Regions from separate parts of the Homo sapiens genome. Here region 1 is linked to region 2. A link is a loop called in an ENCODE intact Hi-C map of the cell type or tissue named here. Cell type or tissue: natural killer cell. All regions are shown on one strand. Each heading gives the region's core, and the rest is flanking DNA. Links, peaks and the distances in the headings are about the cores only. Region 1 overlaps CLEC16A (C-type lectin domain containing 16A). Region 2 overlaps CLEC16A (C-type lectin domain containing 16A).

What was found. A loop is a pair of places that touch in the nucleus more often than their neighbours do. Peaks named below come from ENCODE experiments on the same cell type or tissue, not always from the same donor. Only the 100,000 strongest peaks of a DNase experiment are listed, where the experiment ranks them.
Region 1: it touches region 2 in a loop (2.0-fold over the local background); 3 of 110 quality-filtered maps call a loop at or near these places.

The regions. Positions count from the first base shown.
Region 1 is chr16:11,116,600-11,131,667 of GRCh38, reverse strand. It overlaps CLEC16A (C-type lectin domain containing 16A), which reads right to left. Exons shown (of 24, transcript NM_015226.3): 20 at 10,902-11,053; 21 at 7,722-7,926; 22 at 5,522-5,689. It overlaps LOC105371081 (a long non-coding RNA gene), which reads left to right. Exons shown (of 2, transcript XR_001752081.2): 2 at 2,170-2,297. Among named protein-coding and RNA genes, the nearest start is that of SOCS1, 130 kb to the left of the region's middle. In natural killer cell, for the core only: no CTCF peak of the experiment used is centred there; no DNase peak of the experiment used is centred there; H3K27ac peaks cover 303 bases.
Region 2 is chr16:11,045,475-11,060,542 of GRCh38, reverse strand. It overlaps CLEC16A (C-type lectin domain containing 16A), which reads right to left. Exons shown (of 24, transcript NM_015226.3): 17 at 13,201-13,251; 18 at 8,902-9,030. Among named protein-coding and RNA genes, the nearest start is that of CLEC16A, 110 kb to the right of the region's middle. RefSeq lists enhancers at 7,895-8,044, 9,057-9,634, 9,635-10,211. In natural killer cell, for the core only: no CTCF peak of the experiment used is centred there; a DNase peak (open chromatin) is centred at 8,002; H3K27ac peaks cover 1,398 bases.

The DNA.
Region 1 (15,068 bases), core at 2,348-10,347, 72 kb before region 2:
GGGGAGCGGTTGATGGTAAACCAGGTGGGAACAGGTCACTTTTTTGTCATGTCACTAAGCCCTCATCTGCAAGGGCCAGGAGATGTCAACCTGCCTGGCTGCTCCTCTGAGCTGTGTGCTCTGCCAGCCCTTCCCACACCCACCAACCCACCAGGGTAACACCTGTAAGCAGCTCTGGTTCCCTGCGGCCTCCTGAAGCAGCCTCTGGGCCAGTAGGAGCCCAGAGTGAGGAGCAAGGCTGTTCTGGGAGGCCGTAGCCCCTGACACCCCTGGGTCATTTCTGGGGAACAGCTTCTGCTCTGGGGTCTGCTGGTCCACTTGGAGTTTATGGAAAGGGTGGCCTTGCAGGCGAGTTTTGGACACCCTGCCCATCATGACAGATTCTATCTCTAGAAGCAGCTGTTGCCATGGGCCAGGTCCATGAGGCACTAACCACAGCAACATGGCACTCAAAGCCACAGAGTGCTCAGGCTAGAGTCTAGGCCTGGCCATGCCTGCCCACCCCCACATACTGGCCGCCACTGACCCCCCTCCTTGGCCAGGCGCACGCACAATCCCTCGTGAAGCTGAACATTCTGTGAGGGTGAGAGCCATCAACATAAAACCAGCCAATAAATAGAACTTGTGATTTTTTTTTTCTGAGCCAAATGGAAGAAGAAAAATACACCAAAGTGGCTAGTCACCTATTAGCCCTGATTTATACACTACTTTAATATCTCATCCAAGGAAATGAAAGGCATATTTTCATCAAATACAATCGTTTATAGCTTCTAAAGGGGAGACAAACTGCTCTATGACAATTACCTGGGCCCGCAGATAAAATCGGAAGATGTGTCCTAATAAAACACCCTTGTCTGGCAGCCACCCCGAGGCAGCAGCCAGAGTTGTTTTCTTCCTTGTGAATTATTATCTAGGCAGAAGCAAGGACTCCATGCGCTGTGCGGCCTATGGGGAGGGGCACCATTGTGGAGGGTGGGAAGTGGTCACGCCCCAGCACCCACGGGCCCTTGATGGCAATGGTGACATGTCACAGTATCAGAGGCCAACCTGGGCCAGGTTTCTGATGACCGAATCTCCCTCCACTGCCCGGCTCCCCGTGTCACTACTCTGTGGCTTCTGTAAAACTCTGAGTAGGAGGAGGGTGGTGAAATTCAGTTGATATGCAACCAACCTAAATCTGTCACCTGGGTACATGGTCCTTGGACACACATCTTGCTCGCTTGGTGACAGAAATTTAGCCGAGGGATGCTGCTTAAGGTCTTCTCGGTTCTCAGTTCCTTTGTGTTCCCTTGTCAAAGTTCCATGGACTAAACCACCAAGTATCTAGGGCCCCAGAGGGACTTTCCTTGTCTTCCCGTGTTCAGAGAAGGGAGAAGGCCTTTGATGGGCTCTGTTCCAAGGCTGAGCAGATAACAAATGCAGGCTCATTCTTCACTCAACGATACTAAGTGGGGGCACAGAGCTAGGCGCTGAGATGCAGGGTAAACAGCACAGAAGGTTCCCACGCAGGCAACCCTCTCTGCAGGGGAGAAAGACTATGACCAGGCACACAAAGGCATCAGCCAGGTAAGGAACCTCAGTGCTGTGGATAAACGGAACCAGGCTAGGCTGGGTGCGGTGGCTCACGCCTGTAATCCCAGCACTTTGGGAGGCCGAGACAGGCGGATCACAATGTCAGGAGATCGAGACCATCCTGGCTAACACGGTGAAACCCCATCTCTACTAAAAATACAAAAAATTAACCGGGCGTGGTGGTGGGCGCCTGTAGTACCAGCTACTAGGGAGGCTGAGGCAGGAGAATGGTGTGAACCCGGGAGGCGGAGCTTGCAGTGAGCCAAGACTGTGCCACTGCACCCCAGCCTGGGCGACAGAGAGAGACTCCATCTCAAAAAAAAAAAAAAAAAAGGAACCAGGCCAATGCAGTGGCGGGAGGGGACAACCCTAGCCAGGAGCTGATCTGAAAAGGCCACTGAAGAGGCGGCACACAAACTAAGCCTGAGCCGTTAGCGGGAGGCAGCTACACCAACATCTGGGTACAGACATCCAGTGCAAGGCCCTGGGGCAGGGAAGGCCACAGTGATTTACAGGAGTGGGTCTCAAAGTGTGGTCTGGAAATCCTTGTTTTCATAAAAATAGTAAGACATTTTTCTTTTATGTTCATATTCCCAGGGGTGTACTGAGGAGTTTTCCAGAGGCCACAGAATGCATGCTATCACAACAGACAGAAAACAGAAGCAAAGAGGAGAATCCAGATGTCTTCTATTAAGCCAGGCATTAAAGAGACTTGCAGAAATGTGCAAGATCAATTTTTTTCTATGTTTTGGAAAACAGAGTTATTGTTCATAGAAAACTATGTTAGTTATGCATATATGCAATGGGTTTATTCAAGAAGTATATATTGAAAGCATTTCTTAGTTTTAATTTCTAATGTCATAAATATCTATAAATATAATCTATCTAAATGAAAGCTCTTTAAGTTCTGTAATACTTTTTAAGCAGATAAACACGTGGGTGCTGAGGCTAAAACTCTGAGAAATGCTAGCTTAGAGGAGCAGCAGGGGCTGGCAAGGCTGGGGTTGGGGCTAGAGTGAGCTTGGGGTTGGGGGAACTTCATCTGAGAGGCCAGTTGGGGCCGGATCTCACAGCCACCACCCAAGATCAGAAGGAGAGATGTGGATTTTGTTCTAAGTGCAACAGGAAACTACCAAAAAGCTGGAGGCAGGGGTATGACGTAATCTGATTTAAGTACTAGAATGATCCCACTGGCTGAATGGAAGCTAGGGATCCTGAGAAGGCTTCTGTTGCAATCTTGGGAGATCTGGGAGAGGAGATCTCGGATCTCAGTATTTTCTGGAGGCCAAGCAGGCTGGTGGGTGTGGAAGCAGGGTGAAAAGTTTTAAGAATGATTCCAAAGTGCTGAGTGGCTGCTGCTGTGGGGGACCCTGACTACTGAGATGGGGGTGGGGGCAGCCTATGCTCCCACCATGCCAAGGCTCAGGGATTTCAACTTGCTCTTCAGGACACAGCTCTGGTGCCAAGCCAAGGTGGGAGGGCAGCGAGGCCTCCCTCTTTGCGGGGGTGGTGTGATAAATAAGAATGTCTCCATCTCACTCCTCATAGCTGAGTGGCACTTCCAGGGGCAGTCAGGGGAGACACAGCCAAGGGGTGGATGCTGCCTTCAGCAGCCACCTCTGACTTGCTGTTGTCCCAGTTGGCACAGCCTCACACTTGCTGACCCTGGGACCAGCAACAGGACATGGGGCATCCCAGCTGTGCCAACCACCCCGGCAGGCAGGCCCAGGTTCTGGAGCCGGGCCACACTCCTGGCATTTGATGTTCTCACCCACCGGTGGAAGGCCAGGCAGGGTAGAAGAGGTAAGCAATAAGTCATCCTAAAGCATTCTGCAAACAGAGAAATGATCATGTAGATGCTGAAGAATGGGCCGCTTGGCTCCATGTATTTATTTACATTCTACCTTGTTCCAAAAGGGCTCAGAACAGAAATAAGGCCTGGGCTTTTCTCTTTAACCAGTAAGTTCCGAAACTGAAAGACGCCTCAATGACCCTAAAGAAGTCATTTCTTACCAGGTCAATTTGTACTTAGTTAACTTAGACTCAGTCACACTTTATATTTACTTAGCAATCATAGCCACAGAACACGAAGCAACCTGCAGAATTTTTTAAGCAAAGAATCCTCCTGACCCTGAAACAGGCAGAATCATCTCACATTTCATCACTGAAAACAGGCGGTGCCACAATCAGTCTCTCAGCCTAAGATTATTTTTTTCTTTTCTTTTTGAGACAGGGTCTCACTCTGTTGCCCAGGCTGGAGGGCAATGGTACAATCATAGCTCACTGCAGCGTCAACCTCCTGGGCTCAAGTGACCCTCCCACCTCAGCCTCCTGAGTGTAGCTGAGACCACAGGTGCCCACCACCATGCCTGGCTAATTTTTTATTTATACTAGACACGATGTCTCACTGTGTTGCCCAGGCTGGTCTCAAACTCCTGGGCTCAAGCAATCCGCCTTGTCTTAGCCTCCCAAAGTGCTAGGATTACTGGCATGAGCCGCCATGCCCAGCCCTGAGACTGGATTTAAGAAAGAAACCAATCACAAGCTGTGGGTGGCAGAGTGAATTGGTGTACTGTTTTCTAGAGTTCACGTTGGGACTACATATATCAAGATTAAAAACCTTCCCCTTTGGCAAATTCACTGCTAGGAATTTATCACACAGACATGAGAAATTTGCACAATTACACAAAGACACCCTAAGGATGCTCACTGTGACACTGTAAGAGCAAAACACTGGAAATGACCCAAATACGAAACAGCAAAAAAGATTTTTTTGCCCATCCATATGACAAAATACCATGTAACAGTTAAGGAGAATTAGGTTGATTTATACGTGTTAATGTGTGACACTTTCTATTAAGGAAGAAGTAGCAAGGTGCAGCATCAGACATACGGTATACCCCATGTGTAAAAAACAAACATATGCATGACATACAAAGAAATATTTCTGGAAAGACAGGCAAGAAACTGTTAACAATAGTTACTTCTGAAGCAAAGTAGACTTATTTTTCATTTGATCATCTCCTGTCTGGATTTTAAAAAATCATATGCCTACGGTATATACATATAAATAATGAATTATCAAACAATGAAACTAAAATAAATCACATGGGGGAACCAGGACTCGGGTTTTGAGCAGGTTCCTATGGCTGCGTTTTGTTCTTAAATCAATAACTGCTTTTGAAAACATTTCACAACACTTGCAACTTAAGTTTGAAGCCCTATATGGGGAGGGGTTAAGTTGTGAGGGAGAGCTTGGCCAGCGCTCTAAACTTTTGCAACCAAAAGAAAGGCTCTCTTTCGAGGGATCGGGGTGCATACGGATTTACTTAAAGCAGACATGTCAGAACAGGAAGGGGAGAACTCGGTCTTCTGGAGAAGTGGTCCTTTCCACTCTGACAAATCAGCAATGGACTTTCCATTCAAGTTTCTGTTTTGGGAGGAGCGGAGGAGCAGGGTTAGAGATGAGCTGTGGCAAAAGTGGGAGGAGACGCCCTCATATGGAAGGAGTGGACAGCTGACCTGTGGGCAGCACGGCCTTCTTTTGAAGTCTCACTTCTTCAGGGGGTTGTAACCGGAACCAAACACACTCTCTCTTTCTAGTCATCTTACATGGAGAAGGAAATTACTCTCCCACAACTTCAGCACTAATCATTTAAATGTTTCCAAGAAATTTCCAAGAAAATTCTTAGTCAATTCTGAGAAGTTCTTCCACATACCCAACAAATCTCTGGAAAACCAAACCAAACACTAAAGGGAAAGCCAAAATTTATTTTGGGGGCTGTGTTTAATCTTGCGCTGTGCTTTGACAAATTCTAAGAAGCTGGTGCTGCCAGCCGACGGGGCTTCTGAGAGAGGAAGGGCAGCTCACACAGGCTCCACAGAGAGAAAGACCTTGAACGCCCACCATGATGAACGAGCTGTGGCGCAGGGCGGGGGGCTGGCTCACCTGGCACCTTGTCCACCGATGCAAACACGGAGCGCTGCACTGTGGGGTCGCTGCTGCCCCGGCGCCCCTGGTCGTAGAAGCGGAAAGGCAGGTGCTGAGTGGAGGTGGAGGAGCCGAGTCCAAACCCCAGGACTTCAGTGGTGGGCTGGATTGGGAGGTCCAGGAGGGCTACGGTCAAACAATAGCATGGTTCACTCTGAGCATGTGGGATAGAGGGGGGTGGTGAGAATTTGGGGGGGGGGACATCGTAGTGGCTGTGGCCCTGCCAGGCACATCACTTGGGAGACGCCAAGTGGGCGGCAGGCAGCCTCAAGCTGCAGAGACCAGTGGAACATCAAAGTTCCCACTGAGGCTCAACGCACAAGCGGAAGCCAAGTGAGGGCTTCGGGCCAAGGTTGAGACCAAGGAGAAAGGGGTTTGAGCCTGGGCTCCTCGAGTGGAATGGAAGCTGGGTCAATTTCCACTTTGGATTCTCAGCTTCCATGTGTAAAGGACCCTGACAAAGGCTGTTTCAGACCCCAAGCGAGTGGGGCCGAGTCTGCCCAGAGAGTTCACACGTATACGTGTGTATGTATATCCGCACATGTGCAGGAGCATGCGAAAATATGGATGTGCATGTACATGTGTAACTCTGAGTGGGTGTTTATCTGTCTCAGCCACTAACCTCCCTTCCATAAATAAACCTCCCAATATATCCATACGGAGGGGCTTTTTAAAATCAATTTAAGAAATACCCAAGGCTTTAGTTCTAACAGCCACTTTACAGCATAATTCTCAATTTTCAAATGAAGTATTTGGCCTTCATGCCAGCTGTGAGAAATTGCTTTACATGAAGAAAAAAAAAAAACTCTCTGAAAATAAATCTTAAAAGAAAGGGCTGAATGATTTAAGTCACTTTGCACATTACAGAATGCTTCAGTAATGATTTTGTAGGCCAAGTTTCAGCTAAGTGAGAAATGAGACGGGGACGACAACGTGGGACGCGGGCCTGTGCAAATCAGCACAGTAAATCATCGCATCGGTAACGCCCAGAAACTGGCCCTCTGAGGGTTTATTTTGAGACAGGGTCTCACCCCGTCTCCTAAGATGGAGTGCAGTGGTGCAATCATGGCTCACTGTAACCTCCACCTCCCAGGCTCAAGTGATCCTCCCGCCTCAGCCTCCCGAATAGCTGGGACTACAGGCGTATGCCACCACGCCTGGCTCATTTTTGTAATTTCTTTGTAGAGACAGGGTCTTGCCATGTTTCCCAGGCTGGCCTCGAATTCCTGGGCGCAAGTGAGTTACCCGCCTTGGCCTCCCGAAGTGCTGAGATTACAGACATGAACCACCGTGCCTGGTCAAGGGCTTATTTTAAAGTTATCCCTTGAGAAAGCACCCCCACATCCCCAGGTAGGCTTAAAATCCTCTCAGCAGCCACCAGGATGAGCACTGGTGCCTGAACTGAATGGCACTGGGTATCTTGAGAAAGACTGTCATTTTAGGAGTTGACAGCATGCCTTCCCCCCACGCCGAGGAGAAGGCCTTGCCTTCCTGCCCAATGAACGCATCTCCCTCATTTCTGTGACTTTCCTTGTAATAAATCCTGGCCTTCCTAATACTGGGCAGTGTTGGGCTTCCTCAGAAATTCACCGCAATCCCCGTGAAATGTAAAATGACTTCCTTCCAAGGGTTCCAGCCTTTCACCAAGCAGGGCTGCCTCTTATAAGAACTGGGAAGGGGAAGGAGGAAGGGGTAAGTTTACAGTAGGAAGTTCTGCCTGTGGGTTCTGCCTGTGTGACTTTGGGCAAGTCCCTGAGCCTGTTTCCTTCTCCGTAAAATGGGCAGAGCAGGCCCTACAGAACTCCAGAGTTGTTTTAAGGATCGGAGGTGGTAGAGTAACGTCAAAGCACTTTGTTAACATATGCTTGAGAATTTCAGTGTGAAGGGCTGAGAAGAGTGGTCCCACACTGACGTCTACTTATTGCTGGCCTCCTGCCTGCTAGGGAGAGCTCCTCTTCTCTTCCATGCAGCCCTAGAAACTCACCAGAAACCAAACACCCAGGAAATGGAACTTCCTCGTATTCGTATATAAAACAATTCCTGAATCATACGTGTCTTCTTCTATGCTATGGGGGTTCTCAAGGTCAGTGTGAGAACTACAAACAGCCCTGACCCACCAAGTGCTCAGAGGATGCCCTGCCAGGGTCCAGCCACTCACCAGCTATTCTCTGCATCTTCATGCGCCTTGCCTGGATGCGGCCTTTGGCCAGGCGCTGCTTGGCGATGATGCAGCGGATGTGGTCTGAGAAGATGAAGGTGGCCTGGAGGATGGGGAAGGGCTTGGAATGGGGGCTGGACGCAGGCTTGTGGATGGTGATGTTCAGGGCACGGCTGTCGTCCTCCACGCCAGTCACCTGCATGTCCTGCACAGTGAGAAGCAAAGGAAAAGGCATTCGTTGGGTTTGGGAGGAGGGTGGCTAGGAGCTGTGGCATCATGAGGCATCTAGAAAGAGGTCTCCAAATTCATCTCTGCTTTTGATCTAAGATCGACAGCCTCCCAAGTCCAACAGAGTCATGGATGGGCACAAGGCAGACCAGGCCCAGTGGGAGAGGACAGTGTGGGAGGAGGCACAGAGTACCCCAAAGGAGCGGATGCTGGTGGTGGTGGCTGGTGCCTGTTTTCCATGAGGACTGGGGTCAGCTCATGAATAACAGCGTACCCCCACAAGCCTCTTCAAGGGGCCACAGGTAACACCACAGGCAAACTCTTACTTCTGAGAAGCCAGAGATAATGAACCAAAATTACTATTACCATCTGGCATGATCTCAGATATAGTTGCTCATCTACTCATCAATTTCTTCCTTATTTCTTCTAAGAAGGGGACATCGTTGGCAACCATTTGTATGTCTTTGACAAACTTCTGGTCCCCAAAGGGAAAAGCTAATCCTGAGAAAGGGACAGGGGCTGGGCACGGTGGCTCACGCCTATAATTCCAGCACTTTGGGAGGCCGAAGTGGGTGGAACACGAGGTCAGGAGTTCGAGACCAGCCTGGCCAAGAGGGTGAAACCCAGTCTGTACTAAAAACACAAAAATTAGCCAAGCATGGTGGCGTGCGCTTGTAGTTCCAGCTACTCAGGAGGCTAAGGCAGGAGAATCGCTTGAACCCGGAAGGCAGAGGTTGCAGTGAGCCGAGATCGAACCACTGCACTCCAGCCCGGGCAACAGAATGAGACTCCATCTCAAAAAAAAAAAAAAAAAAAAAAAAAGAAAGGGATAGGGAAGGTCATTGAGCAGAGATTTGAAGGAAACTGTGTTTCAAAGGTGGAGAATAAATGAACATGTAGCAAAATATAATAAAGACAAACCAGTCTAAAACCTCAGAACGGACTCTGCATAGACAATCTACTCCCATGAAGGTTTGAGGTGATCTGATATAAAAGCCTGAGAGGGAATGAACACAAAAGTCAGAAATGTTAAAGGAGGTGGGGACAACATTGGAAAAGGCTCACAGAGGAAGATGGTTGTGGTTCTCAGGCACTACATTTGGCACAGGCTCTTTGGAGATAACACCCCCATCAAAACGCGGCAGTAAGATCAGATGAGGCATTCTGCATTTAAAGCAGGGAGTCTGGTATAGTAAAGACCTGACAAATAGCACCCATTGGAAGACGGCCAAAAAAAAAGGTTTATGTGGCTTTCATTGTCTGATGGAAGACACATATTAATTCTTCAGGGGAGAAAAACACTTGCCTGACACTAAATTCTAAAGGAAATTAATCATAAGCCTAGATAAAGCCTAGATAGATAAGCATAAGTCACTTAATGGATAATGTCTTACATGGAGTGTTTCTTTTAAATGAAAGATTCTTCTATAGTTGTTTCTCACACCACACTTTGTAAAAGACACTTTTACAATAGAAAGATCCTGAAGAAGAGGAGGCTGGGGAAGAGGCTGTAACAGTAGCTTCAAGTATGTGGGTGGTTCTCGCAGAGAGCAGGACACAGACAGCAGGTCAGGCTGCGGCAAGGCAGAGGTGGGGCGGCCTGAGCCAAGGCCCTTCCAGAAACCAGGGCTGGCTGGCAAAGAAATGGACTGCCTTGAAGTAGGGCAAAGTTCAGGCCTGAAGTGTCAGCTGGACATCCAGGGACAAGGGGTATGGCAGAGGGGCGACCTGGGAGGCTGCTTTCAACCCTTCTGATTCTTTGCTTTATTCACTCAAAGAGCTGGTACTAGTTATCTATCACGTTGACAAACTTTTTTTTTTTTTTTTTTTTTTTTTTTTGAGACAGGGTCTCACTCTGCCGCCCAGGCTGGAGTGCAGTGGCACGATCTCAGCTCACTGCATCCTCTGCCTCCTGGGTTCAAGCGATTCTCGTGCCTCAGCCTCCTGGGTAGCTGGGATTACAGGTGCCTGCTATCATGCCCGGCTAATTTTTGTATTTTTAGTAGAGACGGGGTTTCACCATGTTGGCCAGGCTGGTCTCGAACTCCTGACCTCAAGTGATCCACCTGACTTGGCCCCTCAAAGTGCTGGGATTACAGACACGAGCCACCACGTCTGGCCCACGTTGGCAAACATTAAAAACAAAAAAAAACCCAAAAAATCCCCAAAACCCAAGCCCCAGCTTGGTACTTGGCAAGTTAGAGCCTAGCTCTGCTGGGGTGACGTTGAGCGGAAGGGAATTCACAAAAATGCCAGTGGCAACAATCATTTTAGAGTGGTATTTGGCAGTGTCTACTAACACTTAAAATTAGTACACCCCAGCTTCTTGGTATCTGCCTAGGGAAACCTTGCCCAAGTGCATAAAGAAGTAAGAGTGATTCTGTTCATGGCAGCACCGTCTGCTGAAATAGCAGAAAACTGGAAATAGCCGACACGGCATGGGTTAAGTATGCCTTGCTATAGTCACAAAGCAGTGAAAAAGAATACCAGGAAGTCTGCGTGTACTAATGTGGCTGGCTCTCCAAGACACACTATTGATATTGAATGACAAAAGCAAAGTTTAGAACATATTCAATGTGATATCATAAAAAACACACACATACACTCTCAAGTATATGTATATAATTTTTAAAAATAGTACATGTAGTTACATTTATATATGCCTTTGGCAGAAAAACAGATCTGGAAAGGTCACACTGATAATGAAGATTATCTCTGGTGGAGGGGAGGTGTAAGAATCGAGCGTTTTGGTCAAAGAGGACTTTGCTCTTATCTGTGCATTTATGTGGTATTTTAGCTTTTTTTTGGGTGACAATTTGTTCACATATACCTTGTATAATATCACTACAAATTAATGATAAAGATGACAATTGTGTGTGGTGTGTGTGTGTGTGTGTGTGTGTGTGTTTGTAGCCAACTGAGAACAGATCCCAGAGCTCCTGGCCATCTTACCTGCAATAGGCCTGCAAACTTGACCACTCCCCAGCCAAGCCTGGACACATCAGGCTCCACCAAACTCATCTGGTAAATATCCACAGCCAGGAATCGCTGGACCATGCCGCCATCCTTGGTGATCACTGTACATGCAATCAAGTCGCTGTTATCTGGGAGGAGGAAGGTGAGAAGAGAATGAGGCACAGTCTGGCTGCCCAGGGTGATGGAGACACCAAAGCTGACTCTCATTCTATCAGGAGCAGAGCTCAGTGGTTAGAGCCCAGGCCTAGAGTCACACAGACCTAGGTCTGAGTCCCTTCTCTGACAGTTATGCCGGGAAAGTTTCTTTTCCTCTCTGGACCTCAGATCCCTCATCTGGATAATAAAGAGAATGCACACTCCCTCAAACTGCTACTAGTTAGGACTGATATAAAGCATATAAAGTACATAAAGCATCTGTCCAATGTTTACTGCATGTTAGGTGCTCAAGCCGTAGCTTAAAAACAACCAGCATGGCTGGGTGCCGTGGCTCACGCCTGCAATCCCAGCACTTTGGGAGGCCAAGGCAGGTGGATCACCTGGGGTGAAGAGTTCGAGACCAGACTGGCCAACATGGTGAAATCCTGTCTCTACTAAAACTACAAAAGATTAGCTGGGTGTGGTGGTGGGCACCTGTAATCCCAGCTACTTGGGAGGCTGAGGCAGGAGAATTGCTTGTATCTGGGAGGTGGAGGTTGCAGTGAGCCAAGATCGCGCTCTGCACTCCAACCTGGGCAATAAGAGCAAAACTCCGTCTCAAACAAAACAAAACAAAACAACACAACACAAAACAAAACAACAAAACAATCAGCAATCCAAGAAAGAAACTGAAGATGACACAAACAAATGGAGAAACATCCAACGCTCATGGATCAGAAGAAATGATATCGTTAAAGTGACCATGCTACCCAAGGCGAGCTACACATTCAATGCAATTCCTATCAAAATACCAACATCATTTTTCACAGTATTAGAAAAAAAATCCTAAAATTCATATGGCACCAAAAAAGAGCCCAAAGAGCCAGAGCACACCTGAGCAAAAAGAGCAAAGCTAGGCCAGGTGTGATGGCTCACACCTGTAATTCCAGCACTTTGGGAGTCCGAGGAGGGAGGATCGCTTCAGCTCAGGAGTTGGAGACTAGCCTGGGCAACACGGCAAAACCCCATCTCTACAAAAAATGCAAAAAATTAGTTGAGTGTGGTGGCCCACACCTGTAGTCTCAGCCACTCAGGAGGCTCAGGTGGGAGGATGGCTTGAGCCCAGGGTGGTTCAAGGCTGCAATGAGCCATGATCATGCCACTGCACTCCAGCCTGGATGACAGAGACCTGGTCTCAAAACAAACAAAAAAAGAGCAAAGCTGGAAGCATCACACTACCTGACTTCAAATTACAAGGCTGTAATAACCAACACAGCATGGTACTGGTATAAAAATAGACATATAGGCTGGGTGCTGTGGCTCATGCCTGTAATTCCAGCACTCTGGGAGGCCGAGGTGGGCAGATCACTTGACGTCACGACTTACAAGGCCAACTTGGCCAACATGGTGAAACACTGTCTCTACCAAAAAATAAAAAAAATTAGCTGAGCGTGGTGGTGTGTGCCTGTAGTCCCAGCTACTCGGGAGGCTGAGGTGGAGAATCGCTTGAACCTGAGAGGCGAAGTTGCAGTGAGCCAAGATCGCACCACAGCACTTCAGCCTGGGTGACAGAATAAGACCTTGTCTCAAAAAATAACAAAAAGAAAAACACATGGACCAACAGAACAGAATAGAGAGCCCAGAAATAAAGCCACATATTTACAGTCAAGTGATCTTCAATGAAACTGATAAGAACATACGCTGGGGAAAGAACACCATCTTCAATAAATGGTGCTGAGAAAACCGGACAGCCATACGCAGAAGAATGAAACTGGACCCCTCTTTCTCACTGTATACAAAAACCAACTCAAGATAGATTAAAGACTTAAATGTAAGACCCAGAACTATAAAAATCCTAGAAGAAAATCTGGGGAAAACTCTCTGGACATTGGTCTATGCAAAGAATGTATGACTAAGACCTCAAAAGCACAGGCAACAAAGCCAAAAATAGACAAATGGAACTTACTTAAACCAAGAACCTCAGTAACATTTCAGTGCTTCTTTAAAGACTAATGGCAGTTTACAGTTGTGATGGTTAAACTGAGTTCACCTAATTAAGTAAAGACAGTAAAGCAAGAGTCCCCTGAGCCATGACAGAATCACCAAGCCCTCAACTCAGGGTATGACAATTTAAAGCCAAGCCCTGCAGTGGATGTTGTACATGGATGGGCATTGGATGTGTACAGCACTTGGCCCTTCAGAACCAGTTTTCCCATTTGTAAAATGAGAATTAACGTCCCTTATCTTGAATTGTTTGGTGCGTTAAATGAGAAAAGGCGGGAAAAGCATGGGGTCTTGTGCATAGGAGTCCTCTGCATATGCTAGGTTCCTTCTCTTACTTGAAAGTTGTCCCCAGCTGGGTGCAGTGGTTTGTGCCTGTAATCCCAACAGTTTGGGAGGCCAAGGTGGGTGGAATGCTTGAGCCCAGGAGTTCAAGACCAGCCTGGGCAACATAGTGAGACCCTGTCTCTACAAAAAGCAGAAAAAAAATTAGCCTCACAGCTACTTAGGAGGCTGATGCGGGAGGACTGCTTGAGCCCAGGAGGTAGAGGCTGCAGTGAGCCATGAGTGTACCACTGCACTGTAGCCTAGGTGACAAAAGCGAGACCCTGTCTAAAAAAAAAGAAAAGAAAAGAAAAAGAAAGTTATCCCCAAATTCAATGTCTAATTTAATGTCTACCCTTGACTTGGAAATCACCAGGGTAACATAGGACCATTAGATCTATGGTCTACCGCTGTATGCAATCCTCTGCCACTTATGTTTTAAACAAGAGAGCTCAGTCCGGAAACAACCTAAATGTCCCCAAACAGGAGAACTATTTGAGTGCAATTTTTTCCCACCAGATGCAAAATTATATACCCATTTAAAAATTGTTTAACCGAACTGTGGACAGTGGTTACCCATGAGGAGTGAAGTGAGAATTGGGGGTAGGAGTGTGTGTGTGTGGGAGAAGTATTAAGGGGAGAACTTTCATTTTTATTCTATGTCCCACTCTACTGGGACATTATTTTAAAATGAGAAAAGTATTCAAGACATACTTTCGAACACATATAATAAGCCCAAGTTAAAAATCATGTTTTACAAATAATTGCAATGACTGTGGAAAACATTATAATTTTAAATGAAAGATGATAAAAATGTTATTACCAAGAGTTTTGTATGTTTTAAAAAAAACTATCCCTACAAAGAAATACTAGTACAGAGAAAATGTGCCAAAACATTAACAGAAGCCTCTGATTAGAAGAGGGTAGGTGAGATGTTTTGTTGTTTCTTCATAGTTTTATTAAAGTATAATTTACACGCCATAAAGTTCACCTATTTTAAGTATACAGTTTACCTATTTTAAGTATACGGTTTGAGTTTTAGTAATTTTTTTCTTTTTTTGAGCATAGTACCCAACAGTTTTTCAACCCCTGTCACCCCCCTGCCTTTGGCAGTACACAGTGTCTATCGCTGCCATCTTTATGTCCATGAGTATCCAATGTTGAGCTCCCACTTATAAGTAAGAACATGCGGTATTTGGTTTTCTGTTCCCACATCAATTCACTTAGGCTGCCAGCTGCATCCATGTTGCTTCAAAGGACACGACTTAGTTCTTTTTTATGGCTGTACACAGTATTCCATAGTGTATACGTACTACATTTTCTTCATTCAGTCCACCATTGATGGGCACCTGGGTTGACTCCATGAGTCTACTATTTTGAATAGTGCTGAGTTTTAGTATATTTATGGCTATGTATTACCACATCCCAGTTGTGGAATACTTCCATCACCCCAATAGGTTCTGTTGGGAGCACATTAACCAGATATTTGGCTCAACTTTATTAGGGGAGGAGAAGGGTAACATGGGTGGTATCAATTTTGGCCAAAGCACACGATAACAAACTGGGCTCATGCATTCTCCAAGGATTTCCCCCCTCTCCTTTTTCAGTTTTCATCCTGATCTAAAAGCACAGGTAAATTTCTCTTTCCTTTCTCGGGTAACCCCCAGCAACATATGCCTCGGT
Region 2 (15,068 bases), core at 3,347-11,346:
TGAAGTGACCTGCCCAGGCCATGCTTCCAGCAAGGGCTAGACCCTGAGTCTGTCTGTCCCAACCAAACCAGCATGGGCTCTGGAAAACCCAATCACTCCAAAAGCATTTCAAGGTACTACCTACTGAATACGGGGGTGGGGCAGACAGAAGAGGGTGAAATGAAATGCCTGTGGGCTGCAGGGCCTGAGACCTGAGGAAAATCCTACCCTGGGTGAGTCTCTTCAACTCCCGCTCCCTTGGTCTTACGACAGGGGGTGTGCTGCTGACGGGGCAGAGACCTCGCACCTAGCAGGTGGGCAGTGACCTTGGTTCCCTGAATGCCCCTCAGGCTTTCCCTGCCAGCAGACCAGGGGCACAGGTGGATCCACCAGCACAGGGATTCCTGGCCCATAGAAGTGGTGTCTGGTCAGAATTGTGTGGCCACCAGGTACTTTCAGAGAGCAGAAACAAAGCAGAGTCCCAGCAGTCGGAGCCGTGTGTGCAGAAAGCAGCCTCCAGCCCCAGGACAGGCTTGCCCACCAACCAGAGCAAGGAAGCAGAGGGGCAGTCCACAGAAAAGGCCACCTGCAGGCCTCTCTCCCTGAGGCACAGCTGCTGGGCCTGACTGAGGGTGCAGTGCCCCATGGGGACAGCTCCAGAGTCAGACACATGAGGTCTACATCAGATTCCCAGTTCCACTAGGCTGGGCAAGTCCCCTGACTTCTGTGAGCTTCCTTTTCCTCATCTGTAAAATGGGCATGATAGCTCGCATGCCTGCTAGGAGGTTCTGAGATAACGCAGGAGGGAAAGCAGCCAGCACAGTGGGGTTGGGGGGACAAACCACTGTCACCACTAGGGAGCTGCAAAGGCGAATCCCAGTGCGCCTTTGGGTCTTCTTGTTTATGGCTCTGAAGGCTGCAGTCTGGACCTAGGTGAGGGGAGGTGCCCTCTATACAGCAGTGTGCCTCCCAAAACTAGAAAGGGGCCAAATTACTGTCTGCAAAGAGGTGCACTCACACTGCCTCCTCATACCCCAGGCAATGAGGAGCTGGTCAGCCTGCTTACACCCAGTGCTGCCTTGCGCCCTAACCAGTGGGAGACCTTGGAGCAACTTCCTAATGTTGGAACTGGAAGAGCAATCCTATCTCCTGGCCCTATGCTAAGGTAGTGCAGTCCTCTGTAAACCAGAAAGCACTGGAGAAAGATCAGCTCTTAAGTTATAATGATGATGATGGTGGTGGTAGCATTCGTATCTGATTGTCAACAGTTTTTAAAAGTACAGTCTTCATAAAGACATCTCTAACAATTGGGAGAAAAAGAAGTGTAGTTCCATTAAAAAATTCAAAAGAACTTCTATTTTTTAAGCACTTACGGGGTGGCAGGAACTGTGGGCACCTTATTGTAACTTGAAGATTTTATGGAGGAAGAAACAGAGCTGAGAGGGGCAGAGTTATTTCAGCTCACACACCTGCTAAGTGGCTGAGCTGGGTGTGAACTCAGGAATGTATGACATGTGTGTCACTTAACCAAGTGCACCAGGAAACTTAAACATCCATGGCAGTCCAAGTACAGAAAGCCCAAGACGTGGGTGGTCACTTGAAATATTTGGCAGCTTGAGCTCTCAAATAAGGAGTCATGACCATGAGGATGAGAAAGAAAGGAAACGGCCCATCACAGCCAGGTCCAAGTCAAGGAGACGCTCATTTCTGTGCCCAAACGCCTGTTCCTCTTGGGGTTTTGAAGGCAAATAACTCATGCAGGACCAGAGCAGGTGGGTAAGAAAACAGAAACGTGTGGCTTTCTGCAGCCCACCACTCTGAAAAACTGTAACCTTTCAATAAATACTTTAAAAGTTCAGAATTTGGCTCCCAATATAGGCCAATATCTGCTTTTGCCTTGCAAACAACACATGGATAATAACAATCATCATCATAAATATAAAATAGAATATAATACACATACAGTCAGCTCTCTGTATCCATGGGTTCCATATCTGTGGATTCAACCAACTGTAGATCAAAAATATTAAAAAAAAAAAGGGTTGCATCTGTACTCAACTTGTACAGACTTTTTTCCTTATTATTCCCTAATCAATACAGTATAACAAACTATTTACATAGCATTTACATTGTACTCAGTATCATAAGTAATCTAGAGACGATTTAAAGTCTACAGGAGGATGTGCATAGGTTATATGCAAACACTACGCCGTTTATATAAGGGACTTGAGCATCTGTGGATTTTGGTATCCTTGGGGGAGCCCTAGAACCAATTCCCCATGGATACCGAGGGATGACTGTATAATAAAATCTCTCAATGTTTTTCCTGGTTCCTGCCCCAACTCCTAAGAGAAGGAAGGACACATGAGAAGCCATGTCCATGAATCTGAGGCGGGCCGATTCCCACAGGGCGGGGAGCTCCACTCGAGGCAAAACCTGGGCTCCCATGGGGGTAGGGGGGTTATAAGGGCCTGGTAGGCACATTGGGCAGCCCCACAACTCTGTAAATTCACAAAAGAAAGCTAAAATATGAGCATAAGAGCCATAAAATTCACCCCACCACACCCAAAACAATAAGCACTCTCTTGATTCCCCATGGCCTGCCGCATACTATGCCAGCTGTACGGGGTTGTCTCATCTAAGCTTTTAATGACTCTGCATGGTTCCTATTTTACAGATGGGGAAACCAAAGCTGAGCAATGACAGGCAGCCTGCCCAAGGTCAGTTAGTGAATAACTAGATTCCAAGCTCTGTGTTCTTCCAACCACACTCCTTGACCTCCAAAAGATTTAAGGCTTGGGACCCAGGGTTTTATTGAGCGCTTTTCTTTGCTAAATAAAGACGCAAATTTAAAAGTATTATTAAAAAGGAAAAATAAATTATTATTCTTTCAGATTCTTCCATAGAATATCAGGAAGGACTGACCCAGGAAGAACAGGTTAGATTTTGAAAAGGATGACAGCTGACCAAGCTCAAATATAAAGAGATTGCTCCAGTTTCTTTGCTTCAATGAGTCTGGAAGCAAATTCTGGCAAACTCAATGTCACCGGGGAATCAGTCCAATGAGCAGGGGAAGGTGGGTGGCTCTGTAGTCAGACACACTGTGGCTCAAGCTGGGGCTTGGTAATCACGTGACGTGCCCAAGCCCAGGCTTGTGTTCTGGAAATGGGGCACCCACCGTGCAGGTACAACGGGATGGCACCGGTGATGTGCTGAGCCCACGAGCTGGCCTGGAACAAAGGCTCGGTTTTCACCCTCCTGCTTCCTTGCTGCATGTGCAAGCTGCCTAGTTTAGGCGACAGTCACTCAAGTTAGAAGCCCACTGAGGCCATGTAGCTGTGAAAGTCAGTCATTCTTAAAAGAGGGCCGAAGCAGTTTAATGTGGGCACAACCCATCGGGAAAGCAATTTGGCAATATGCAGAGGGTCATGAAAAAAACACATTCATACCCTTTGAACCAGAAATTCCGCTTCTGGGAACTTATCCTAAAGAAATAATTCAAAAGAAAGAAAAACACTGTATTCATGAAGCTGCTCATTATAGTTTAGTTGAAAATAATGTAATACTGGAAGCAACGAAAATGTCTACTTGCAAGAAAATGCCAGATGAACCTTTATGAGGCCATAAGAAATGAGACTTATTTAAACTGTGACAACATGAAAAACTTCTTGTGCTACGACGAAAAGAAAGAAAAAGAAGGGATGAAAGCAAGACCACAGTACACTCTTTTTACAGACAAAGATAGGAGGAGCACAAAAGATGTCTAAGTATTGTTTGTTTAGGGTGATGAAATCATGGGAAAGACTGTTCCCTTTACTTTTGAAACTGCATGAGATGTTATTGTATTTTCTTTAATGTATAATACACATCGAAAAAATAAAGCAAAATATTCTATTTCCTCAAGGCCAATAGTGATAAACACAAAAACTGCTTGTGGTTTTACAAAGGAACAGGGAAACAATGTGGGGACAAATAAAACCTCGTGCAAATATGGGTGTTTCATAACCGCTTCCAAGATGACTATATACAGATGGCTAGTGGCTTAAACTTGGATTTTGATATTCACCAAAAAATCCTATTCCTAACTCTCTTTTCTCTGGCATTAAGCTTTGGTAGATTTAGATCATGAAAGACCCTATTTCTTTCCCACCTTACATACTAGACTGCTCCATCTCTGTTCAGACAATGCTTCCTGAGCACTTACTGTCTGCCAGGCCCTGGGCTTGTCACTTCACAGCCACACTCGTCTACTCTGGGCAACAGCTGAGAGGCAAGACCCACGAGGGACCTGAGGTTCCGGGAGGGTGAGTGGCTCGCTCAAGCTCATGCAGCTGGAGTTGGGATTTGACCCGTGGTTGGTCTGACTGACACCACTGTTTTCCTTCTTCACTGCTTCTCTCAGGTCCCCCTACATGTGGGATGGATCCAGCCTAAGCCCAAAGTTCTGCTCCAATGTTCTCACTGGACCCCAACAGCTCCAGTGACCTTCATTTCAACATGAATTTCCCTTCTCAGCTGGCATGGCTCAGTGGACCCCTTGCTGTTTTGGTCTTATTTTATATTATTTGCTCATCATTCTTGTCTTGCATCTTACTCAGAGCCTGACACCTAGAATATGTTCAACAACTATGTTGAAAGAAAGAATAAGTGATGTGGTTTTTAAAATGCAAGAGAGGGCTGGGCATGGTGGCTCACGCCTGTAATCCCAGCACCATGGGAGGCCGAGGCAGGTGGATCACCTGAGTTCAGGAGTTTGGGAGCAGCCTGGCCAACAGACTGGGGAAACCCAGTCTCTACTAAAAATACAAAAAAAATTAAAAAATCAGCTGGACGTGGTGGCTCATGCTACTGTAGAGGCTGAGGCAGGAGAATCACTTGAACCTAGGAGGAGCAGGTTGCAGTGAGCCGAGATCATGCCACTGCACTCCAGCATGGGTGACAGACTGAGACTCGTCTCAAAAAAAAAAAAAAAAAAAAAAAAAAAAAAAGCAAGAGGGAAAACGGCGTTATCGTGAGATGCCTCCCCACGGCCTGCAAAGCGCTACCACCATCCTCTCCTGTAGCTGCGCTCCTGCCCCTCCCTCACTTAACTATGCTCCTTGAACATGCCACACTTGGTGGCATCTCAGGGACTGGATGTGTGCTGTTCCCTGTTTGGAAAGTGCCTCCTTTATCACTTTAACCTTCCTGGCTCCTCCTCATGCTCCAGGTTTCAGCTCAGATGTCAACTCTGCAGAGAAGCTCTTCCGATCACTCTATCTGCAGGAGGAGCGCTCCTCAGCCCCTGGCTATGGCATGCTGTTTCTTTCCTCCAGAGCTCTGACTGTGAGTTGATACCCAACCTGCTATTCTCTTACTTGTTAATAAACTTTACCTCACTAGGTAAAAAGAGCGGTCCAGAAGGCAGGGATGTGTGCTCACTCATTTCTTCACCCCCAAGGCTAACACAGTATTTGGCACATAGCAAGAATCTAGCAGCTCTTTGATGAATCTATGAATATTTAGGAATGATTTGCCAGGAGAATTGTTTGAACCTCTTTGACAAGTCCTTAAGGAAAATAAAGGATGGAGTTTCTAAAAAGGATCAGCCTCCTTTAAAAAGTCTACTTGGTGGAAAAAAAAAAAAAAAAAGAAAGAAAACCTTTGAATCCAAAGGGGTAGCTTGGAATGTTCTTTGGATACAAGCAAAAAACTTGAAACGAACCACATAAGCCCTCAATTGCTTGCTAAACCATGTAACTTCCTTTAGCTCAGATTCAAAGCACATTGGTGTGTTCTGATTTCTGAAGTGGGCTTGAAGAGCTAAGCTTCTGGATGATTCTAGATGGCTACCTTGCAACAGGAACCGTAGTGAGATGAGTGGCCAAAGCCACCCTTCAGAAAGAAATTATTAAAGTCACAAAGGAAGCTTTTCTAAAGTGGATGCCTTGGCTTTGAGGTAGCCTGGCCTCTTTTATATCATTCTGCTACCCAGGGACCCTGGGAGGACTTGAGAGTTGCTTTTGGAAACTTGTCAGACAGGCAAAGAGACTCTAGAGAAGCTGAGATATTCTCTATCTGTGCTTCAGCCAGCCACTCGGGTTGTGCATCCTATCCAGGACAAGGGAGGTGGGCAGCACAGCCCTGGGAACCTGCAACTCTGTGACATGTGAGGGGCAAAAAGACTATCATCGAGACCTGCCATTGGCTTGCTGCCGAGTCCTCACGATAACTCTGGAAAGGCAGGCACATTTTACTTGACAGATGGAGACAGCAGCTCAGAGTAGACAAGAAGCAACCTCCCTTCTGCCACATGCCTGACAAACTGGCCCCTGCATTTCTCCCATCTCTCGCCTGTGGATCAGGACCATCTGCCCCAGCCCAGCAGGGCATGAGGTCATGAAACTGTGTTAAGAGGTGACAGCCAAGGTTCTCAAGGGGCTCCAAGGCTCCCGTGATCTGGCTCCTGCCAGCACCCCCAGCCTCATCACATCCTCCTGTGGGCTCCAGCTGCAATCACTGCCGTGTTGGTGCCAGAATGTGCCACCTGTCTCTGGGCCTATGCCTCCCTATCTGATGCCTGTCCCACTTCCTGCTCCAGGTGGGATTAGTGACCTGACCTAATGCTGCTTGAATAATGGCCTGAGCCACATGACCTGCCACTGTCTCTTCCCACTTTGACCTCTAAGGCTCTGATTTCTTCAGGACTGGGGCTGTGTTTTTGCTGTCCCAGTGTCCTGAGCAGAGCCAGCAGATCTCAAGAAGGCAGTGTGGGAAGCAGTGGATCAGAATGCCTAAGAGTCTAGGTTCTGGGGGCCACATTGCCTGGGCTGACTTGTGGCTCAGCTACTCACTAGCTGGGTGACCTTGAGCAAATCACCAGACCTCTCCATGCATCAATTTCTTCCCCTGTGGACAGGGCGTGGTGGTTCACATCTGTAATCCTAGCACTTTGAGAGGCCGAGGTGGGCGGATCGCTTGGGTCCAGGAGTTCAAGACCAGCCTGGGTAACATGGCAAAACCCCATTTCTACAAAAAATACAAAAATTAGCCGAGTGTGGTGGCACACACCTGTAATCCCAGCTACCCAGGAGGCTGAGGTGGGAGGATTGCTTGACCCCAGGGGGCAGAGTGTGTTGCAGTGAGCCAAGATGGCACCACTGCACTCCAACCTGGGTGACAGAGCAGGACCCTGTCTAAAAAAAAAAAAAATTCTTCCTCTGTAAAATGGGGATAATAATAGTGCCAATCTCCTAGGATGGTTATAGAATTTAATGAGGAAATTCACATAAAGAACTGATTTGAATTGATCTACTTCATAACAGAGGCTATGTGTTCATAGAAGTGGTAAGAAAAACCCTGATGAACTGTGAACCAAAAGAAGGTAGAGTGTGGGCTGGGTGTGGTGGTACATGTCTGTAATTTCAGCACTTTGGGAGGCCAAGGCAGGAGGATGGCTTGAGGCCAGGAGTTCAAGGCTAACTTGGGTAACTTAGCAAGACTTCATCTCTATAAAACATCTAAAAATTAGCTAGGTGTGGTAGCTTGTGCCTGTAGTTCCAGCTACCGACGCTGAGGTGGGAGGATGGCTGGAGCCCAGGAGTTTGAGGCTGCAGTGAGCTATGATCGCAACACTGCACTCCAGGATGGATCACAGCTCACTGCAGCCTCCAAAACAACAACAACAACAACAACAACAAAAAGGCAAAGTGGAATCCAGAGCAGCAGTGCTCAGCGTTCAGTCCTCTGGACCTTCTGGCTCAGGGGTGCGGGGGGATCTCCCAGGTGGGGCCTTCTTGGCACAGGATGCTGTAGCCCTGGCTGGGGGTGAGCACGTCAGCATCATGAAGCAACACATACACATCTGTCAGAACCAGTCCTCCAGTGAAAGCTGATGCCAGGACGTCCAGTGCAAACACTGCCACCCACAAACAGAATCGTGTGCCTGGCAGGGAGGACATGGAAGGAAGGCGTCAGTGGGCCGGACAGGGTGGGTCCTGCGGTGAGGCTTGTGGGTTTGGTCAGACAGTTGGAAATGTGGATTGACTCAAGACACATGGGTCCCACTTCCTCTGCACCCCCAGGCTTCCGAGGTAGAACCACCAGCTGCAGGGAGGAAGGTTCAGACTCCTCGTGTCTGAGGTGCAAATGACAGGTCATTCCTGTTTTGCAAAATCCAAAAGTGAAACACCTCTGTCACACACGAATTAACTCAGATGATAAAGGCTGACAAGGGGAGCTGTGTGCAATGAATTCCTCTGAACTATACACAAATACTCATGTCTCCAGTGAATGATTTTCTAGGAAAAGGTGATGGTGCTTTCTAAGAAAGAAACTCTGATCTTACCCGGGAGATAAAATACCATGAACACCCCTGAGGACACTGCTTCCTAGAGTACCTGCTTCGGAAAAAAAGGGCTGATAACGGAAGCACACACTGCAGCTGGTTCTGAGAACTAATCTTTTCACACATATCTGTCCTGCAGGCTGGTGAGATTCACATTTAATTTGACTGTGTCCCAAGAGCAGGTAGATGCCTTAACATCGCACTATCTCTGGGGGTCCTGAGACCGCTGGGCTACGATTTCACACCAACCTCACCTGCACTGGATGTACCGTGCTCACCCCCGATGGTTCACAGAAAACTGGCCCCATTGCCTTACACTCCTGAGCTCAGGGCTTGTCTGTCTGCACTGGTGAAGGCTACCTCTCTGCAGCCAACACTGGGTGCCAGATGCAACGGAATGCCAAACCCTACTTCCCAAAGGGTAAAAACATGCCTTGGAAAGTCATGCCTGGGGGCAAATGGGTACTCTCTATCCACTGTCTAAGCTGTGTTGAGGGCAGGCTCTTGACTTTGACAAAGAAGCCCTTTCCTCCCTGGTCTGGGAGTGGTTCTGGAGAACAGTGGCCCAGGAGATGACAGGTCCTGTGCTCACTCACCCGCCGGGTCTTCTCCACATCGCCACACGGCAGCCGCTTCACGAAGTCAATGCCCGTCAGTGGCGTGCCTGTTGGGGGCAGCAGGATGGAGGCGTCCATCATGAGATATTCCACGTTCATGGGCTTCATCTAGAAGAGACATTACAGGAAACCTCAAAGCAGATTCCTTACTTGGAAGGAGGAAGGGGCCGGGGGAGGTTGCACAGGCCCCTCGCCTTCAACCGCATTTAGTAAATGTAAATGAGTGATCTAAATCCTGGATTTAGATTGAAGTAAAGCACAGAGGCAGCCAGATAAGGGAGCAATATGCCTTTTGGTTTTCTAAATTGCAGATTTTTCCTTTAATTGAAGCAGCAGCTCAGACTCTTGAGAAGTTGCATCCTTGCTGTGAAAAGCTTGCTCCTCTTCGCATTCTCTCTCCACCTCAGCAGGGACAGGGATTCTCAGCAGGAGGCCAGGTATGCTTTATCCCTGTGGGTGCAAGCCCGTCTGCCACCTGCTTCCTCCTCTCTGTCCTTCCAGTGATGATAACAGCTATGGCGATGGCAGCTTCCGTTTAACGAGAGCTGATTCCGCTGCAAGCTGTGACCTAAGGGCTTTTGAGGAGCTGCTTCCCACTTTGCTGATGAGGGAACACAGTCTCAGAGAAGCAGAAAAATGGATCCAAGGTCGCTCAGCTGGTGGGTGGCAGAGCCAAGACATGAGCCCAGGCCTGTCTTGCTCCAGGGCCTCTGTGATTCCCACCCTAGGACCAATGTTTCCCCTTCCTTCCTTGTCCCCTTCACATCTTACCTGGGATAATATAACACAATCATTATTGGAGCATCTACTAAGTGCCAGGCACGTGCTGGGATCACCTCCTGCTGGACGGCAGGTGCTGGTGGGCCCATCATAAAAGGGACACTGAGCTCAGAGGAGGAAAGGCGCATGCCCACGGCCACTGGGCCAGAGCTGACGGCCTCTTTCCACACCACCTCTGCGAAGCCTTCTTTGAGGACTAAGACACAGGGTGACATCCCCTCCCTGCCACCTCTCCCAGATCTCTGCTGCATCAGTAGTAGTAATCAATGCACACGTGTTGTTGAACACTAACATTTCATTTCCCTGGCTTCACAGACGAAGGGTAAGCTTTCTGCAGAATTCATTTTACTCTTTCAAACATCACAAGCTTTCCTTGTGTCTTCTCTTTTCAGAAAGTGGGCTTCAAACATACCACTTTCCCCCTCCTGCTAGGTAAAGCTGACTACATAGGGCAGGGATGTAGCGAGGGCTCAGTGGCCCAGATACCTGGTGCTATGGTTTGAACGTGTCCCCCATAGTTCATGTGTTGGAAACTTAATCCCCAGTGTGACAGTGCTGAGAGGTAGGGCCTAACAAGACGGGATTGGGTCTCATGAATGGAGTAATGTTGTTATTGCAGGTGTGGCTCAATGATGGTGAGAGTGACTTTGTTATAAGAGTGAGTTCTGTTCCCTCTTGCTCTGTCTTGCCCTTTCGCATTCTACCATGGGATGATGTGGCAAGAAGGCCGTCGCCAAATGCTGGCACCTGATATTGGACTTCCCAGCCTCTAGAACTGTAAGAAATTTCTTTTTTTTATAAATTAAGTCTGTGGTATTCTGTTATAGCTGCAGAAAACATACTGAGACACCCGGTGAATGGGCCAGAGGGCCAAGGAGCCACTTGGTGCATGCTGCTTGCCTTCTTCTTTTGGACACTTTAAGTACTTTCCTCCAGAAGCCTGAGGTCCCCCACTCCAAATCCTCTAACCCCGCAGGGGTGGCAGTTCCTGCCTCACTCATTCACTTGCAGCTCCCTTCCCCTCTACTCCTGCTGCCCCCTACAACCTTCCCAGTGAACCCCTCAGGCCTGCTGGGGGCAGAGCTAGGCCATCACCTCACTGAACCTTTTGCATTAAACCAGAGGCAATAAGGGAAATGAAGGAAAGGTCACAAGTCATGGTCTGACTTTGGTACAGCAGCTGGCCTTGGAGGGCCTGTCCCCACCCCCTTCCACTCAGAAGCTGCATTCCTGAAGGCTGAGGACTGATTTTCAGATACAGAGCAAGGGCGTGGCACCTTTGTATTTCTCTGGAATGCCAGGCATTGTATAGGACACACAATACATGTTTGATTAAAACAAACAAACAAACAAACAAACAAAAAAACCTGGGAAGCTCCCCATGGTGGGAGGGGGAGGAAGTATTTGTTGTGTATAGACCCATGAGTATTTGTTGTTGTGTATGGACCCATGAGGCCTCTTGTTGGCTATTTCATATACAGCCTGGGTGGCTATGAGGTAGGGATCCCCCACCTTACGGATTTAAAAAAAAAAATTGCCAGGTGCGGTGGCTCACGCCTGTAATTCCACCACTTTGGGAGGCCAAGGCGGGCGGATCACGAGGTCAGGGGTTTGAGACCAGCCTGGCCAGCATGGTGAAACCCCGTCTCTACTAAAAATACAAAAATTAGCTGGGCGTAGTAGTGGGCGCCTGTAATCCCAGCTACTCGGGAGGCTGAGGCAGGAGAATTGCTTGAACCCAAGAGGCAGAGGTTGCAGTGAGCCGAGAACGCACTACTTGCACTCCAGCCTGGGCGACAGAGCAAAACTCTGTTCGAAAAAAAAAAAGAAAAAAATCAAGGCTCAGAATTTCAGCAATGCACTCAAGGTTGCATTGTCAAAAGCAGACACTGAGCAGGGGTTTAAGAGCTCAAGCTTTCCCACATGGTCAAGTGCCATAGAAGCCTGACATTTCCAAACAGGAAACCAAACTGTAGGAAATGACATTGCAGGGGGATGTCTCGGGGGTAAGAGGAAATAACAAATGACAACTGAATCCCTTCCACTCTAATGAATGGTCTGAAGGGTGGAAGACTGAGCCTCTCTCGAAGGGGCTGGAGGAATGATGAGGGGCTGTAGATGAGCAGCCCACGGGGGCCTGGCACAGGGTGCTGCTGGGGTGTTTCTGGAGATGACTTATGCCAATTTACACCTTTCCCCTGAAAAGGCTCCACGGCAGCCTCAGACATGCAGTGACAAAGGACGTGGTGAGGGCCCAGCTGTCCCGATTCCTAGGGAATGGGCTGCGAAGCCAAGGAGCCAATTAGTGCACGCTGCCTTTTTCTTTTTGACACTTAAAACACTTAGGTTTATTATAAACTTCCCAAATCACACATGCTTTGGTGGGTAATATCCACAAGAAGGATCACTTATCACGTACTTATGGAGTACCTAGCCAAGGGCAGGTGCTGGGATAACAGAGACAAACGCGCAAAGCAGAGAAAGCTGGGATCTTCTGAACCTATGGCTTCCCGCGATTCTGCCTGCGGGAGGAGGAAGGAAGCCCATGTGCTGGCACTACAGACTGGAGGGAGAGCTGCATGCTGAAACATTCCAGTGGAGCAGCAAACAGGGAGGCAGGGACATAATACATGGAGAAGCACGGGGGATGCGGGGCTGGGCTGTCCTCCTCTAGAAGCGTGGCTCTGCCACTCACCGGCCGGGCAGACTTGGGTACATCACTAGACCTCTCTGACTCAGTTTCCTCATTAGCAAGTGATATGGTTTGGCTCTGTGTCCTCACCCAAATCGCACCTTGAATGGTGAGACACATGAGAATCCCCACGTGTCAAGGGCAGAACCATGTGCCGGTAACTGAATCATGGGAGCAGTTTCCCTTATACTGTTCTCATGATAGTGAGTAAGTTCTCATGAAATCTGATGGTTTTCTAAGCATCTGGCATCTTTTCTCCTTGCACTAATTCTCTCTCCTGTCACCCTGTGAAGAGGTGCCTTCCACCATGATCGTAAGTTTCCTGAGGCCTCTCCGGCAATGTGGAACTGTGAGTCAATTAAACCTCTTTTCTTTATAAATTACCCAGTCTTGGGTATTTCTGCGTAGCAGTATGAGAAGAGACTAATTCAGCAAGAAAGGGACAATGGCAGTAGCTATTACCGTTGGTTGGTGTGAGGATGAAGAGATATAATCTGTACAGCATGCTATATACATCCAGCACAGAGTAAGTCCTCAATAAAATGATACTGTCCCCAAAATTACTATTCATAGCAGAGAATCATCCTGATTCATCGGACACCTCCCATGTTAGAGGGAGAGAATATAGTCTGAAATTTTAACAGTGGTGGGGATCACAAGACACCATTCTAAATCTGCTTCCCCATCAATCTGTGCTATTTGGTCACAAAGCCCTAAGTCAAAAAACTCCCTCTGGGATGGGCAGGGGGAGCTTGGCAGGGACACAGGCGCACACCAGCCCAAGTGTGTCCCAGCCCCTCACTTACTGTCATGCTCCTATACTCATCTTCAAACATGTCCAAAAAAATGTCTTCTCCCTAAAAAGAAAGGAAGGGAGGGAAGAGGAGATTATTCATATTTTTTTCCATAAACAACAGAGTATTATAAACTCTAGTTTGTGGCTTTAGAGGCCATCTGTTTCTCATTAGTGAGTTCTCGTAAATCACCAGGAAGTAAAATGCACACGTGAACACAAACACACACGCTCAAATGACAGACCAAATATCAAATTGCACTATTCAAAATTTTCTCCTTCCTTTTTAAGTATATGGAGTTAGAATTCTTCTGTCAAAGCAGTTAATTAAAAAAAAAACTACTATGTAGGATTAAAATATAGAAAAGGCTAATATTTCAAGTGTTTAACATTATCTATTTTGTCGAGAACGGCTGGAGAAATGGACAATCCTGTTTAAGTTACCACATTAAAGATACAAGGCTCCACACCTCTGGAAGGAAGAGTATAATTAAATAAGTTTAACATTACAATTACATGGCTTGTTCTATTTGTTTATGAGGAGTGCTTTCGGGGTTATGTTGTTCCTCAGGGTCATGACTGCCTGGGAGGGCCCCTTCAGAACAGCACGGTGGGCATAGTCTTGGTTCTGATACACATAACCAAATCCAGCTTTACACCTCTCGCCTCCTTGTTCCACTGCATGAATGGCATGTCTGTCTAGGGTATTGTGAAGATGAAATGAGTTAATGCACATGAAATGCGAGGAGGCACAGAACCTGTCACTCGTTCAGGGTTGGGTCAGTGTGAGCACTCACTGTCATGGTAATCTCTACTGGACAATGACCCTTAGAACTGCTGCATCTCTCTCACAAGTTCTGAATGAGACACACACACACACACACCCCACACTTGGGGTGGGAAAGGGAATAGATCCTTTTTAGGTTTTTTCAGTTGTCAGAACTACAACTAAATTTGAATATTCTTGTGTGACATAACTACCACCACCAGGAAAGACAATTCCTGAAAACATCTAAAAGCTGCTGAGAAATTATACTTAGGGTATAATAAATGTTATGGGATAAAAGTAAGAAAAATCTGGGTTGGGAGAAGGGATCCAGAATTTAAATAAAGCTCTCCTTTTGTTAATAATAAAGAATAACCCTCTGGGAAAATGCCTACCTATATGTCTTTCTGTTTTTGCAATCCAAAAGCTTTCTAGAGGACATAAACTTAGGGCAGTTATACTGGAAAGAGGTTCAAAGATGACTAATGCAACCCTGAGGTTTCTGCTTTCTCGTGGGCTTTGCTAGTGAGGGTGTATCCTCACTTGGAGGCCAAGTGCGGTTTGGGATGTTCTAAGGGGAAAGTGGGATTTCCTCCTCAGTGTGTAGGGGCCCACCACGGTGCCACCCTTGTCTGGGTATGTCCACTGCTGCAGCTGGATGGGGTCATCTGAGCCTGGCAAGGTCGATCTCCAAATCATATAACCTCATTTTATCTCAACAAACACTGACAATAATGCAGTCGCTTAAAACGATTCCTGCAAAGAAACAGCAGCTTAAAGAGGGCTTGAATAATGAAAGTACAGGGGACAAGGAAATGGCAGTGTTGCCACCTTCCCCATGTAGGAGGATCTTCATCAGCCACGTTAAGAGGGGAAACCATCACTCGCAGGATCTGCAGAGACCTGATCCGGAGGCCAGCAAACTAGAAAATGACTACTTGACCTATGGATTAATCCACCATGGCTGACGAGTGATGAGCCTTCCCTGAAAGACACATGAGGCTGGCAAGGCCTGAGTGTTTCTGCTCCCCACCACCCCCCACCACCCAAATTCATATGTTGAAATCCTAATTCCCAAGGTGATGGGATTAGTAGGTAGGGCCTTTGGGAGGTAA